Linked DNA regions of Mus musculus: region 1 is linked to region 2. Evidence: chromatin loops called from intact Hi-C (ENCODE). Cell type or tissue: heart. All regions are shown on one strand. Links, peaks and the distances in the headings refer to the core of each region. The heading gives the core; the rest is flanking DNA.

What was found. Hi-C counts contacts between places; a loop is a spot of excess contacts. Peaks named below come from ENCODE experiments on the same cell type or tissue, not always from the same donor. Only the 100,000 strongest peaks of a DNase experiment are listed, where the experiment ranks them.
Region 1: it touches region 2 in a loop (4-fold over the local background); 4 of 42 quality-filtered maps call a loop at or near these places.

Annotation. Positions count from the first base shown.
Region 1 is chr15:102,418,553-102,423,928 of GRCm38, reverse strand. The region is part of intron 3 of Sp1 (trans-acting transcription factor 1); the gene reads right to left. Among named protein-coding and RNA genes, the nearest start is that of Sp1, 15 kb to the right of the region's middle. In heart, for the core only: a CTCF peak has its summit at 2,286 (motif pointing right); no DNase peak of the experiment used is centred there.
Region 2 is chr15:102,349,212-102,354,587 of GRCm38, reverse strand. It overlaps Aaas (achalasia, adrenocortical insufficiency, alacrimia), which reads left to right and starts at 3,829. Exons shown (of 16, transcript NM_153416.2): 1 at 3,829-4,092; 2 at 4,508-4,635. The coding sequence starts at 3,970. It overlaps Gm36246 (predicted gene, 36246), which reads right to left and starts at 3,761. Exons shown (of 3, transcript NR_155425.1): 1 at 3,676-3,761; 2 at 831-906. In heart, for the core only: CTCF peaks have their summits at 414 (motif pointing left), 2,234 (motif pointing left) and 3,763; a DNase peak (open chromatin) is centred at 3,857; H3K4me3 peaks cover 1,981 bases; H3K27ac peaks cover 1,562 bases.

The sequences.
Region 1 (5,376 bases), core at 157-5,156, 69 kb before region 2:
AGGCCAACCTGGTCTACAGAGTGAGTTCCAGGACAGCCAGGGCTACACAGAGAAACCCTGTCTTGAGAAAAAGAAAAAAAAAAAAAAAAAAAAAGAAAAGAAAGACACACCAGAAGAGGGCACCAGATCCCATTACAGATGGTTGTGAGGCCACCATGTGGTTGCTGGGAATTGAACTCAGGACCTCTGGAAGGGAAACTAGTGTTCTTAACCTCTGAGCCAACTCTCCAGCCCCAGGACCTAGTTCTTATAATAGGTCTCTTAACAATCTTATAGTCCTTAGTCTGTAACTTCAGCTCCTGGGTATCCAACACCTTCTGGCTTACACACACACACACACACACACACACACAAACACACACACACACACACAGAGGTAGACGTACAAGTACACATAATTTTTTTACTTCCTCCCTTCATGTTTATCTCTCTCTCTCTCTCACACACACACACACATACACATACACATTTATATACACACACCAACACAGAAACACAAGATTTCAATATGGAGGCCTGGAACTTAGTGATTCACCAGCTTCTGCCTCCCTCATACCAGTATTAAAAGCATGTCCAAGCCTGGCGGTGGTGGCACACGCCTTTAGTCCCAGCACTTGGGAGGCAGAGGCAGGCAGATTTCTGAGTTGGAGGCCAGCCTGGTCTACAAAGTGAGTTCCAGGACAGCCAAGGCTACACAGAGAAACCCTGTCTCGAAAAACCAAAAAAAAAAAAAAAAAAAAAAAAGCATGTCCAGTCCCGGGATAAAAAAAAAAAAGTTCACCATGAGCAGGAAAGACAACTCAATCTGGAGTCCCTTTACAGGGATTGCCTAAGACCATCAGATAAAAAGATACTTACATTATGATTCATAATAGTAGCAAAATTACAGTTATTAAGAATTGAAAATAGTTTTATGATTGGGAGATCACCACAACATGAGGAACTATCATAAAGGGCTGCAGCATTAGGAGAGTTGGGAACTAGCTCAGATTATTGGCTGCTCAGAGGACCTGGTTTTGATTCCCGGCACACTCATGGCACTTCACAACCATTTATAACTTTAGTTCCAGGGTAGTCTTTCCATCAAATCTAAATATTAATTTTAGTTTTGTTAATGTTCCCTAACTAAGGCTTGAGTTTTGACATTTATCATTAATATAAAGGCAAAAGCTGATGGCACACTGATGATACTCTCCTGGACTCCTCTGGTACTCAGCACCCATGTACATAAACATGGGTGTACAAACACAGTCAGGCAAAACACCCATACACATAAAATAAATTTTAAGCTTACAACTAAGAAAATCCATGCTAGGAATAGTAGAACATGGCTGTCATCTCAGCACTACCAGGCAGGTGCAGGATAGTGAAATCAAAACCAATCTGAGCTATAAAGTGAGATCTTGTCAAGCACATGAACAACAAAAAAAGCTGAGTTCATAAGCATGATGGGAAGCCTTACTTTTCCCCTTGTATCTTCTGTAATTTCTCTGTAGTTAAAACATTTAGGGGGTAGGGTATGGGGGACTTTTGGGATAGCATTCTAAATGTAATTGAGGAAAATACATAATAATTTAAAAATATTAAAAAAAAGAATAAAACAAAAAAACATTTAGACTGTAACATTCTCTTTGGTATATTACTTTTTTTTTTAAAAAAACTGAAAAACTGCCTAGGTATGGTTAGAGAAGGCTCAGAGGGTAAGAGCACTGACTGTTCTCCCAAAGGTGCTGAGTTCAAATCCCAGCAACTACATGGTGGCTCACAACCACTTGTTTTTTTTGTTTTGTTCTGGTTTGGTTTTTGGTTTTTGGTTTTTTTTTTTCAAGACAGGGTTTCTCTGTGTAGCCCTGGCTGTCCTGGAAGCTGGCCTCCAACTCAGAAATCTGCCTGTTTCTGCCTCCCAAGTGCTGGGATTAAAGGCGTGCTCCACCACTGCTAGGCTTCACAACCACTTATAATGAGATCTGACATCCTCCTCTGGTGAGTCAGAAGTCAACTACTGTGTACTTATGTATAATAATAAATGCATCTTTGGACCAAAGCACGCAAGTGGTGCCAACCAGAGCGAATGTGGTTGACCAGAGCAGAGCGAGTAGAGGTCCTAAAAATTCAATCCCCAACAACCACAGGAAGGCTCACAACCATCTGTACAGCTGCAGTGTACTCATATAATAAAATAAATAAATAAATCTTTAAAAACAAAACAAAACAAAAAACTACCTCAAAGAAATGGGTAGCTTTCCTTAGAGCTAAGTAATCAGCAAAGCGGTGTTAATGGCTTTCACCAGTAGATGTCACTGTGACTAAATGAGACAGCGTTTTAAACCTACCAGACCTTTAAGAGAAAAAGGGACTGCTCAGATACTAGAAACAGAAGATATTTTGAAAGTCTTTCCATCAAATCTAAATATTAATTTTAGTTTTGTTAATATTCCCTAACTAAGACTTGAGTTTTGTCATTTATCATGAATATAAAGGCAAAAAAAGCTGATGGCACACTTTTTATTACAGTACTCCAGAGGCAGAAGCAGGTAGATCTGAGTTTTTGGCCAGCTTGGTAGAGTTGAGTTTCCAGGAAATCCAGGGCTTCAGAGAAAAACCGGTCTTTAAAAACAACAACAACAACAAAAAAAAAACACAACAACAACAAACAAGCAAACAAAAAAGAGAAAAAATGTAGTTCATGATGCTGATTGTCTATAATTCCAGCACTCAAAAAGTGCAGCTGGCAGGAATTCAATGAGTCACACAGATAGGGTCATAAACAAAACAAAGTAAGACAAAAACCTGCCTTAACTTCCCAACTGCAAGGATGATAAGCATGTGCCATTCCTGGCTATTGTGTACTTTCAGTGTCAATTCATTCTCTCTCACAGCAGAAGCACAATAAATTTATAGAAGTAAAAATGGTACTCAAAGCTAGGTGTGGTGGTGTATGCCTTGAATCCCAGCACTGGGAAGGCAGAAGGCAGACAGATTTATGAGTTCAAGACCAGCCTTGTCTATATAGGGAGTTTTAGGACAGCCAGGGCTACAGAGACACCCTGCCTCAAAACAAACAAAGTGAACTATTTCCAGCACTCAAGAGACTAAGGCAGGAAGATAACCACTGAAGCCAAGTATGGGCTACATAAAATCCTGTCTCAAAAAATAAGTACACAAACAGAAGTATTCAAGTGAACTATTCTAGGTTTCATTGCGAACCTGCAGCTACAACATGGAGGCTTAAAGAACCAAACTTAGGGGTTAAAGAGATGGTTTTATTCTTTAAAAAAAACAAAACTGCCTACTCTTTCAGAGGACTCAGGCTGGATTCCAAGTACCTACATGATTTCTCACAATCATCTTTAACTCCAATTTGGCTTCTGTGGGCACATGGTGCTAAGACATACAAAATAAAATAATTATTATTTTTTTTTTTTTGCTTTTTTTTAATGTTCAATGGTGTTTTGCCTGGATGTATGTACATGTTAGGGTGTCAGATAGCCCGTATGGGAGCTGCAATGTGGGTGCTGGGAATTGAACCTCTGGAAAAGCAGCCAATGCTCTTAACAGCTGAACCATGGCTCCAACCCCCAAAATAATTAAATCTTTAAAAATAAATGAAAAAAAAAAGAAATAAAAGAACTGAAACTTAATTTTTTTTTGTTTTTTGTTTTTGTTTTTTTTTGAGTTAAAATACTTCTAAACTAGGCTGGTGAGATGGCTCAGTGGGTAAGAGCACCCGACTGCTCTTCCAAAGGTCCAAAGTTCAAATCCCAGCAACCACATGGTGGCTCACAACCATCTGTAATGAGATCTGACTCCCTCTTCTGGAGTGTCTGAAGACAGCTACAGTGTACTTACATATAATAAAAATAAATAAATCTTAAAAAAAAATGGGATGCAGAGTATTTCTTTAAAAAAAAAAAAAATACTTCTAAACTGAACTTCCAAACTGTAACAAGAAACTTGTCATTTTCCCATTCATAAGCTGTAATTCTTTTCTCTAGGTACATTCTTAGGGCATGCTGAGCTCAGTATTTCTGAAGAGTATTTAATTGGCTCTTGTAATATACCCTGCCTTCATCAGAGGCATCATGATATATTACTAATTCCTTCAGAAAAAGTCCTCACTAAAGACTTTTAGTGGACAGAGGGTCAGAGACTGCCTGCCAAGGAAGCCAAATTAATTTCCAGCATCTACCTCAAACCTCTTTGATTAAAATGGTTTGATACACACACACACACACACACACACACACACACACACACACACACATTGATTAAAATGGTTTGATACACACAGACACACACACACACAGCTCAACAATCAACAAAGACGGGGTTGCACTTGCCACTCTTGTACAAGAAAGCTCACAACCATTTGAAACTCTGGTGCCCGGGGATCTGATGACACTCTCTTCTAAACTCAAGTTCAAGGCACAAATATGGTGCACACAAACATACAGGTAAGACACTCACACAAGCACATAAGAATAACCTAAATGAATGAATGAATAATACAGTGAAGGATCTAAAGAAGTCACCTGATGTCACTTCTGGCTTCTCCATATTCCTACACACCAACACAGAGTTGGGGTATGCTAGACAAATACATTACAGTTACAGGCCCCTCAAAAAAGATTTGGGGAGGCCGATCTCAAAGGAGTAAGCCAGAGAGTAATTGGAGGACACTCAATAACTGCTCTGGCTTTCCTGAAATTACATGCACACCCACATAGGCACATGTTACACACACATATACACTCTCAAATATTAAAAAAGAAAAGCCGAAGCCGGCCATGGTGGCGCACGCCTTTAATCCCAGCACTCGGGAGGCAGAGGCAAGCAGATTTCTGAGTTTGAGGCCAGCCTGGTCTACAAAGTGAGTTCCAGGACAGCCAGGGCTATACAGAGAAACCCTGTCTCGAAAAACCAAAAAGAAAAAGAGGAGTCAGGCGTGGTAGCACATACCTTTAATCCCAGCACTCAAGAGGCAGAAGCAGACTGATCTCTAAGTCAGAAGTCAGCCTGGTCTACAGAGTCAGTTCCAACACAAACAGAGCTACACAGAGAAATCCTGTCTCAAAATAACAAAACAAAACAAACATAAAATGCTTCCAATTTCAGCACTCAGGAGGGTGAAATAGAATGTCCATGAATTAGAAGACAGCCTGGGCTATCACGAAATCCAGTCTCAAAAACAAAAAAATATTCAATATGGTAATATAAACCTATAAACTGTTGTCATATACACTTGGGAGAAAGAGGCAGCAGGATCAGAAGTTCAAGGTCATATTTGTTACATCTTGAGATATAACTATAAGATAGCCTCAAAAATTAGGAAAAGGAGACCTGAAGGCAATATCCAGAATCACTTAGAAAACTGGT
Region 2 (5,376 bases), core at 113-5,112:
CATTCCTGGAACCCATGAGAAGGCTAACCATAACTCTAGTTTCAGGGGATCCTAAACCATTTCTGCATAAAAGCAAATTCATACACATAAAAGAAAAAATAATAAGGGGCTGGGGAGATGGCTCAGTGGTTAAAGGTTAAGAGCACTTGACTGCTCTTCCAAAGGTCTTGAGTTCAATTCCTAGCAACCACATGGTGGCTCACAACCATCTGTAATGGGATCTGATGCCCTCTTCTGGTGTGTCTGAAGACAGCTACAGTGTACTCACATACATAAAATAAATAACTCTTTAAAAATAAAATAAATGCTTTCTTTTTTTTGGGGGGGGGGGAGACATGATCTCTCTATGCAGCCATGACTTATCCTGAAACTGGATATGTACATGAAGCTGACCCCTAGTGGTAAAAAAATCCCCCTGCCTCTGCCTCTTGAGTATTAGGATAAAGGGCGTGTGCTACCATGCCTGAAAAAGTCTTTAAAAGATTCATTTCCTTTTATTTTATGTGATGAATACTCTGAAAGTTGCCTGATGTAAATCCTGGGAACAAAACTAGGGCCCCCTGGAAGAGCATCAACTGCTCTGAACTGCTGAGCCGCCTCTTTAGCTTCACCAGCAAATTTATGAAAAATTTTAAAAAGAGAGAGAGAAAAATCTCAGGTGACTCGGGCATTCCTTAACATTCGAGGGATAAGAGATTACAGGCAAGTCCAGCGTGGAGGGTTTGCTTCCAGCACGCAGGACACAGAGAACAACCACAGCAAGCTCCAGGGCAGCACAGGGAGACCCAGCTCAGCGAAACAGAGCAAAGGGAAATTGAGGCCAACCTCACCTCAGATGAAGAGAACCTGCAGGCTTCGTCCGGATGTCTCTGTCTTCTGACCTGGGAGCTTCTCTGTAAGGTCCTTCTAGATAGAAAGGAGAGGCAGACACAGAAGTTCAGGGCACAAGAAACTATTTCTGCCATTGCCCTTACATTCTTCAGTGAGGCCGGGCATGGTGGCACACACCTTTAATCCCAGCACTTGGGAGGCAGAGGCAGGAGGATTTCTGAGTTCGAGGCCAGCCTGGTCTACAAAGTGAGTTCCAGGACAGCCAGGGCTACACAGAGAAACCCTGTCTCGAAAAAACCAAAAAAAAAAAAAAAAAAAAACCCACCAAAAAAACCCACATTCTTCAGTGAGACTGGGGGTGTGGGGCCTGAGCCTACATACAGCTTTGAGTTCTTCCTTCCTTCCTTCCTTCCTTCCTCCCTCCCTCCCTCCCTCCCTCCCTTCCTTCCTTTCTTCCTTCATTCCTTCCTTCCTCTCTCTCTCTCTCTCTCTCTCTCTCTCTCTCTCTCTCTCTTTCCCTTTCTTTTCTTTTTTCTTTTTTTCAGACAGGCCTAGTCTCTCAGGTTCGCTGTGTACCAGATGAATGACAATCGAGGTTAACTATTCACCACTGTTTGTAATTCTCAGCACTCAGGAGATGAGGCAGGAGGATTCCGGCAAATTAGAAGTCACCCTCAGCCTGTCTCAAAAATACAAAACTAAAATTAATCAAGTGCATAATTGCCACACCTCCCATTCTTTACGCTCCAGTTTTAGGTCCATCTTCCACATTTCTTTTTAAAGACAAGATCTTATGTAGCTGAGACATAGTGTGAACTATGCTTCAGAGGATGTCCCTGAATTTGTGTCTCTAGACATAGTGTGGTTTGTGCTTGTTTGTTTGTTTTTGAGACACCATCTCACTATATATCCCTGACTGGCCTGTAGCTTCCTATGTTAGACCAGGATAGCTCTGAATTCACAGTGATCCACCCATTTCGGCTTCCTGAGTGCTGGGACTAAAAGCATGTACCATTAGGCCAGGCTAATACGTTTAGTTTTTCTTTTTAAAGAGTTAATTTATTGGGAAATGAAAACCAAACTAAGAGCCAGGTGATGGTGGCAGTGGTGGCACCTTTAATCCCTGTACTTGGGAGGCAGAGGAAGATGGAACTCTGAGTTTTGAGGCCAGACTGGGGTACCTATGGAGTGAATTCTAGGACAGACAGGGCTACACAGAGAATCCTTCTATTGAAAAACAAAACAAAGCAAAAAGTTATTTGGGGGCCAGAGAGATGGCTCAGTGGCTAAGAGCAGTTACTGTTCTTGCAGAGGATCCTGGTTCTGTTCCCCAAATCTACATGATGATTCAGAACCATCTGTAACTCCTGTTCCAGGGGAGTCCAGCGCCCTTTACTGGCTGCTGTGGACACTGCATGCATGTGGTGCACATAGGTGCATACAGGCAAAACACAAATTAAAAAAATATTTTTAAAAGCCCCTTATACTCCCTGTATAGTACTACAGGTGTGCATGCACCACCATGCCCAGTGACAAAAGTGCTCTCGAGGAGGAGGGTCAGGCTCAGAGTCAGTTTCAATTAAAGGCTAGGTGAGTCCATTTCTTTGGGTGTCAGGTGAGGCAGAGCATCATAGATTCAGGAGCAGGTGGAAGAGTTTGCTTATTCATAATGGCCAGGAAGCAGAGAGATAGCAATAGCAGGGAAAGGCTAATACCGTTCCTGTGAGTCTCACCATCCCACACTTCCCTCCCATTTGTCTATTCAGATTTTGAGCTCACAATTGAATTAAGTTAGAATTAAACCATCTAAACATCTCTCTGTAGTTCTAGCCCCCCCCCCAACCCCTTCAGTTTCAGAAAAGGTCTCAGGAGAGCATGGTGGTAGATCTTTAATCTCAGCACTCTTGGGAGATAGAGGTATGAATCTCTATGAATTCAAGGTCAGTCATGTCTACATAGCAAGTTCCGTGCTAGCCAGAGCAACATAGCCATACCCTGCCTCAAAATAAAGCCTAGGGCTGGAGAGATGGCTCAGCAGTTAAGAGCACTGACTGCTCTTCTAGAAGTCCTGAGTTCAATTCCCAGCAACCACATGGTGGCTCACAACCATCTGTAATGGAATCAGATACCCTCTTCTGGTGTGTCTGAAAACCATGAGAGTGTACTCATATAAATAAAACAAATCTTAAAACAAACAAACAAACAAACAACAAAGCCTAAATAAGACAAAGTCAGGGTGGTATGTATCTCAAGTTGGAAGAGAACTATGGAGTGGACATTCAGTGATCCTCCTGCCTGTACCTCCCAATGCTGGGATTACAGATCGGAGTCAACGGTATTTGGAGGCAGGGGCTTGCTACGCAGTCTACACTAACCTTTTATTCTTGTCCACATCCTGTAGGCATTACAGCCTTGGGCCAATATGCCCCACCAATGTCTGGTTTGTGTGTATTTTGGTCCAATCTGTGTCATTTTGCTACTGGTAGTTCAACGGTGCACTTTTGGGGTTATTGTAAGGATTATAGAAGCGTTTGTTAGTGATATACTCGGGAAAAGTTACTGTCCTTCCAGTGTCCGTCTCTCTCTTTCAGGACGCCTTACCCTGTGAAGTCCGTTCTGACTGTCCTCTAAAGTCTTTTTTGTTTTTTTTTTGGAGGTGGGGGGGCGGGGAAAGCTCACTGGTAGGATGACATCGTCTGTATATTCCTCAAGGATATTTACGGGGGTTGGAGAGTTTAATTAGGTACTTTCCTAAACCTGGCTTATTTTGGGCTTTTTCCGTACTAAGTAAGTGAGTGGGAGACGCTGCTGGGGATTCAGAGTTGGAAAAAACAGTAGTCTTACAGGAAACAAACCAAAACCAAACCGCGGCGCTCCTTACGCCACAGGTCGGTCCTCGGACGTGTCAGCGTCGTGCCCGCTCCGTACGCAAGGGGGCGCGCCAGGAAGTCCCGGAAGTCCGTCCCGAAACCCGACTCGGAACTTTCTTCCTTGCACTTCCGTTCAGCTTCGCGCAGTCGTTTGTCCTGTACGGCTACCCGTCCTCACACGAATCTAGCCCGGGAACTAAGATTCCGGGGAGCGCAGTCGTCACCAGCCGGGAGCCTGTCGATTCCAGACGCTCTCCGGACTGGCAAGATGTGCTCCCTGGGGTTGTTCCCCCCGCCGCCGCCTAGAGGTCAAGTCACCCTGTATGAGCACAATAACGAGCTGGTGACCGGCAACAGCTATGAGAGCCCGCCTCCCGACTTTCGGGGCCAGGTGGTCCGGGTGGGAACGCTGCGGTGGGGATGCGGAAAGTGGGAATAGAGGCGACGCGGCGGGGCTCGCTCACAAGTGATTGGGAACGGCATGACTCCCACAGGAGACTGGAGAGAACGAAATATATTTTAGGGCCTGTGTTACCCAGTTAGGCATGCCAAGGCATGTGAGGAGGTTCTAGGAGGGGTAGAGAAGATGATGGATGCCGTCCATCAGGTCTTCTCTAGTGTCAACCCTGTGAAAAACGATTGTGGTTTGCAGATGAGGACTGAAAATTTTCTGTCCCACAAGTGTTACATTTGTGGGTATGGGAAATGGGGCCGTGGAATCTCTTATGCCATAGGTTGGAGATGGCAAGGAGTTCTGTTAAGATTTGGGGAAGAGACTGACTGCCTCCCTCTCTTCTGAGGTATAGTGGATCAATCTTCCTGTCCTACACCTGACCAAGGATCCCCTAAAAGCCCCAGGGAGGCTGGACCATGGTACAAGAACTGCCTTCATCCATCACCGTGAGCAAGTGTGGAAGAGATGCATCAATGTTTGGTGAGGCATAGCAAACAGTGGCTTAAATAGGCCATGGTCTACCGAGCCTGCTTTGGGCAGCTCTTGAATGGCTGCTTATTGCAGTCTGTGTCTTCATATTACCACAAATCATATTAGGTGATCCATTTTTATTGTAAAACTCAAGGGTGTACCAGAAACCTCATTTATCCCTAATAGCTTGGCTTGATTTTACAAACCTGCTCTCAGCACCGACCTCATTTGCTTTTATCTGAAGCTCAGGAAAGTTAGGAAAAGGTTGAATTGATTCGTTAATATGTAGGACATGTAAGAATTAAAGCTGTGCTATCTTTTTTTTTTTTAACTGTACGTTTGGAAAAGTTACATAATTACTCTGTCCTAAAGCCAAACCCCTTTAAACCATGGTGACTAAATAGATACAAAGCACATAGAAGCATTTCCTGGCACATTAATCCCTTGATGTGTTTGCCATCCCCATTATTATCATTGCCATTATCTGTAAAAAGAATCCCTGGTGCCGGGCGTGGTGGCTCACGCCTTTAATCCCAGCACTCCGGAGGCAGAGGCGGGCGGATTTCTGAGTTCGAGGCCAGCCTGGTCTACAGAGTGAGTTCCAGGACAGCCAGGGCTACACAGAGAAACCCTGTCTTGAAAAAACAAACAAACAAAAAAAAAACGAATCCCTGGCAATTATGTTCCTGGGTTCATGAGTTTGCTTGTTACTTTGTGAGTTGTTGTCAAATAGCCTTTTATCCAAATTTT